Linked DNA regions of Mus musculus: region 1 is linked to region 2. A link is a loop called in an ENCODE intact Hi-C map of the cell type or tissue named here. Cell type or tissue: gastrocnemius. All regions are shown on one strand.

Evidence for each region. Peaks named below come from ENCODE experiments on the same cell type or tissue, not always from the same donor. Only the 100,000 strongest peaks of a DNase experiment are listed, where the experiment ranks them.
Region 1: it touches region 2 in a loop (2.8-fold over the local background); 3 of 42 quality-filtered maps call a loop at or near these places.

What each region holds. Positions count from the first base shown.
Region 1 is chr11:118,393,107-118,395,606 of GRCm38, forward strand. Lgals3bp (lectin, galactoside-binding, soluble, 3 binding protein) reads right to left here. Exons shown (of 6, transcript NM_011150.3): 6 at 1-1,016. Among named protein-coding and RNA genes, the nearest start is that of Lgals3bp, 7.6 kb to the right of the region's middle. In gastrocnemius, no CTCF peak of the experiment used is centred here; a DNase peak (open chromatin) is centred at 1,089.
Region 2 is chr11:118,317,192-118,319,691 of GRCm38, forward strand. It overlaps Timp2 (tissue inhibitor of metalloproteinase 2), which reads right to left. Exons shown (of 5, transcript NM_011594.3): 3 at 228-336. Among named protein-coding and RNA genes, the nearest start is that of Cep295nl, 24 kb to the right of the region's middle. In gastrocnemius, a CTCF peak has its summit at 1,541 (motif pointing right); DNase peaks (open chromatin) are centred at 128 and 1,569; H3K27ac peaks cover 325 bases.

The sequences.
Region 1 (2,500 bases), 76 kb after region 2:
AGGGAGTCTTGGAACTATTGGTGTCCAGGGCAGTGGGAATAGGGGCCTTGGAGCCTTCAAAGCTGGTGACATCCACCACACTGTAGCCTCCGCAGAGGATCAGTACTCTGTTCTCATAGCCAATTGTCGGATTGGAGTAGCTGGATGTGGTGAGGCCCAGTACAGGGAGCTCGTTAGAGGTACACGAGAAGCCATAGTTCCAGCAGCTCTGCATGGTGGGGAGGTAGGTGGCTGACCAGGAGATCTGCTTGTCCTTGAAGAGGAAGCTGGGGTGTTGTGGGGTTTGGAAGGACTGGTAGCTATTGTACCGGGCTACTGAGCCATAGCCATATGTATAGAGCTGATTGTATCGATTGTATTCATATCTTTGTGCCCTCCAGGTGGAGGCCATCACCAAGCTACTCCAGGTGGAAGAGGTGTAAAGGCGGGGCTTGTAGGTGTCCTCCGTGAGGTTCAGGCCTTTGTACTTGGCCAGCACTTCGACAGGCACTGTGTGGAACTCCAAGGCCTGCATGGTCTTCCTCTGGAACAGTGCCTGGTGATCTTGGTACAAGGACAGGTTGAACTGCAGCTCGAACAGCTCCTGGGGCAGCATCATGGGGAAGCGGACCTGTTCCACCAGGCGCTCTATATCCTCGTGTGAGGCAATGGTTTCTGTGCTCCACTGGTCCACTGCCTTCAGCAGATCCAGCTCACTAGACACAGCCAGCTCACTCTTGGGGAGGAGAGCCTGGATCAAGGTGGTGGGAACAGCCGACCAGGACTCAGACTGTGTCAGAGGCTCGAAGTTCCAGGCCAGAAACTGTACACACAGATCTTCCAGCATAGAGTCCCCGGTGGCCCGTGCGTACGCATAAAGGTCCAAGGGAGTATGGAAAGTGGGGTCTTGGGGGAGGAGGGTGGCAAAAAGCCGTCCACAGTAGTCCTGAAGCTCTGTGGCCCCATAGGCAGAGGCTAGCTTGTGCAAGCACTTAACAGAAGACATGCTGACCTCGATTCTTCGGGAGTAAAAGTACCTGAGGGAGGGAGGGAGGGAAGCCAGGTGTCTGGAGTCAGCCCTGCCACACAGCGGGTGTGCCTGGCCTACTGCCACCCTGGGCATTGATCATCTCAGTCTCACACCAACTGGCAAAAACCTAGGGATGTCAAGCAAATAACTGTTGACAAAGACACCCACAGCCACTTTCTTCCTCGTGTGTGAACACCCTCACCTGAGGGGTTCCACCATCTCCTGGTCTCCCTGCTGTCACTGTGAGCCTTGGTCAGCAGAGATCTGGGCATGGCTCCCCTGCTGGGTTCCTGTGGTAACCTCTCTCCCCAAGTATCTACCCCCAGTTAGGTGACAACGGTTCCTCGGTCACCTTATTTCTGCTTCCCTGTGGCTATGAGCCACGTGAGGGTCAGAGGCCACAGTGACATCCTCTCTCTTTGTGCACAAATGTTCAGACCGGTCTGAGGTTCCTGTCACTGACTTCACGGCACTCTGAAGGCTGGGATGGCAACTCTCTCCTCTGACCTGACCCACCCTACACAAGTGGCAATAGATCCTTTGTGAAATCACCTCATAGGGAAGGCACAGGATAATAGGATGCAGCCACCGACCTCCCACTGCTGCTGAAGGAGGAGCACCGGGAAGAAGGATTGGCACTAGCTTCTGATCCTCATCCCACTCTAAAGCGGTCCCTTGGATTCTGCTGGCAGCTCTGAGAGCCAAGGGAGGCTGAAATGAGCCACTCACAGCAAGTGCCTCTCTGTCCCCATGCCTCCCCATGCCTCGCTCATCCAAGTCTTAAGGTTCAGACATCAGGGTGGGTACTCAGTCCTGCTCATCCTCTACAAGTAAAAAACACTTGTCCAGAGTGGGAAAAGGCCCAAAGCTAGCAGCGAGAAGTGGCTTGAGGGACAGCTAGAGGGTGCATGCATTGACTGCAGAGGGAAGCTGAAGGGGTCTGGGGTAGGGGAAAGGGAGAGAGAGAAAGGGAGGGAAGGAGAGAGCACAGAGCCCAGACCTCAGGCCACAGCTAGGGACAGGGCACAGAGGTGTAGGAAGCTGGGGATGGCATCTGCCTCCCTCTCACTGTGTCTTAGACATCACCAGCAGGACACAGGATCCCTGCCTGCTTTGCACACTCGACTGCAAGTGAATGGTTTTAATCTGGGTTTAATTGCCAGTACTGTTCTCATAAATGTCACGTTCCATTATATAAAGCTCCAGGTCATAAGAGTGAAAGAGAATACTTTTAATAAATGTTCTGCTTTTAAATCATTGCTTTCAAAATGCAAGCCTGAGAAGTTCTGGGTTGGGGAATCTAAAACTTCTTACAACAGTGTGCGGTGATTTGGAGAAGATATTTAGAGTTGTATAGTGAAAAATGCATGCATTTGCATGCACTGAATGTGGGTGAGGGTGCGTGTGTGCAGTGATTTGGAGAGGATATTTAGAGTTGTATAGTGAAAAATGCATGCATTTGCATGCACTGAATGTGGGTGAGGGTGCGTG
Region 2 (2,500 bases):
GCTGCTAATACAGACGGCTTCTGTATAGGTGAGGGCCAGGTGGGTGCCTCCAACAAAGGCCACTCATGTCTCCTGTACATGGGCTATCAGCAGTCCCTGGCCCAATGCAATTCTGCTCTTTCGTCCCTAGAGGGCAGTGTGGGAAGTTTGTTCCTTAGGGACCAGGACACTGGAATTCTCTGCACCACAATTCAGCACTCAGTGGGGAAGGGTGAACTCCCACACACCTGCAATTAGATACTCCTTCTTTCCTCCAACGTCCAGCGAGACCCCGCACACTGCTGAAGAGGGGGCCGTGTAGATAAACTCGATGTCTTTGTCAGGTCCTTTGAACATCTGCAAAACACAGGAAGGCAGGTATAATAGAGATGTGGCTCCCACCCAGAGCATGATGGGAATAGGAACACATGGTTGCACCCAGGCATGCCCCCAACCCAGGACCCAGGTTGCACAGGCGTATCCCATGGATTCACAAGCCATCACTGCTTTGCGAAGGTGTTCAGAGTCGTCTGCTGAGGGCTGTGGGGACATCTTAGCGGGTAAGCACAGTCCTGTCATCTGTGGGAGACTTTCTCCAAGGACATTTCTGCATGAGGTCATTTTAGGACCTCTGGATAAGGTCTAGAGAGTCTTACTGGCCACGGAGGGCTCATCTTCATTCCCAGGAACTGTGTTAATTTATCTGCTGTGGACTTCCCATTTTCTTTTGATCTTCATACCCCCCAGCCCCCACCCCCACTTCTGGATTAAACCTAAGCCCAATAATTTACACCCCAGCCCTACTTCAGGATTCTTTTTACTTTGTAGCCAGTCCTGGTCTTGAATTCTCCATTCCCCTGCCTCAGCCAGGATGCTAGGCTTATAGGCTTGTACTGCAACACCCTGCTTATTTCCAGAGATTTTGGTCTTGAAGCACTGGCTACCAGGAAACAACGAAGGAGAGAAAGGAGCCCTTGGAACCAGAACAGAACCTCAGAGTCGGGAGAGGGCTTGATTTCTCAATGCCTTAATTACCCAGCTCTTTAGCTGCCCTGCTGAGGAAGACATTTCCCAGCAGCTAGCTGTGTGTGTGTGTGTGAGTGTGTACGTGTGTGTGGTGTGTGTGGCATATATGTGTGTGTGTGTTGTGTGTGTGGTTGTGTTGTGTATGTGGTTGTGTTGTGTGTGTGTGGTGTCTGTATTTGGTATGTGTGGTATATGTGTGCAGTCTGTGTGTGGTATATGTGTATGGTATGTGTGTGTATGGTGTGTGTGGTATGTGTGTGGTATGTGTGGTGTGTGTATGTGTGTGTATATGTGTGTGTGTGATGTGTATGGTGTGTATATGTGTATGTGGTGTATGTGTGGTATGTGTGTGTGTGTGTGGTGTCCCCACTTTTCCCATCTTACTCCTGTCCTTCCTAACACTGCAGAGAAAGGCTTTTCTTTTTGTCTCTTCCTCCCTTCCTTCATCCTTCCTTTGAGTTTTAAAGGTTTAGGTTATTTCTCTTTACAAGATGTGTTTGTCTGCATGTCTGCTGCCATGTGCATGATACCCTCAGAAGCCAGAAGAGGGCGCTGGATCCCCTCCAGCAGAAGTGCGGGTGGTTGTGAGCTGTAGGACATGGGTGATGGGCCTTGAACTCTGAAAGAGCAGCAAGTGCTCTTAACACCAACAGCCCAGTCTCCAGCCTCTCTCCTAGAGGACCCTGCAGGAAGAAGCTTGCAAGGTCTCCTTGGGCATCTCAAATGACGCCACTCCAAAAGGTCAGAGTCACTTCCTTGGCATTAAGCAATGAGGATATTATGAAAGGCTACCTGCTTCTCTGCCTCGTAAAGAGGCTTTGGTATCGAGTGGCTAGTCATCCCCTTGAGGTGACACAACCACTATGGTGTGGCAAAGCTGTCCCTAACACTGGAGGAGCCAGCTGTTTTCCTTTGAACTTCAAGGCAGTTGTTGCCATCAGCAGGCACCAGCACATCTCATTGCCAAGCTAGGATTTGAACTTGGGACTTCAGGTATGCTAGGCAAGCACTCTACCAATTGAGCCACAACCTCAGCCTCTCCTTCTCCCTCTCCCACTCCCTCTCCAATATGAATCTCTTCCTATTTGTCTCCAACATGGAAAAGACTCTGAAAACACTAGCAGACACCACCACAGTCACTATGGCTGCCGTGTGCAGTCTCTTTGACGACAGTGGTATATGTGCTGTGTGTGTGGTGTGTGTATGTGTGTGTATGTGTGTGTATATGGTGTCTCTGACTACAGTCCTGTTCACCCAATGGGATTCCTTCTCAGTAAGCGGCCCAGCACAGGGAGGAAAGCTACCCCTGAGCACACCCACCTGCCAGACTCACCCTTTTACAATAAGCTACACACCAGTGTATCACCCAACAAAATCAGGATAGCACGTTTCTGAAACTAGACAGATGTGGTGCTCTGAACAAAAATGGTCCCATAGTCTCGGGTATTTAAATGCTTGGTCCCCAGCTGGTGGAATTGTATGGGAAGGATTAAGG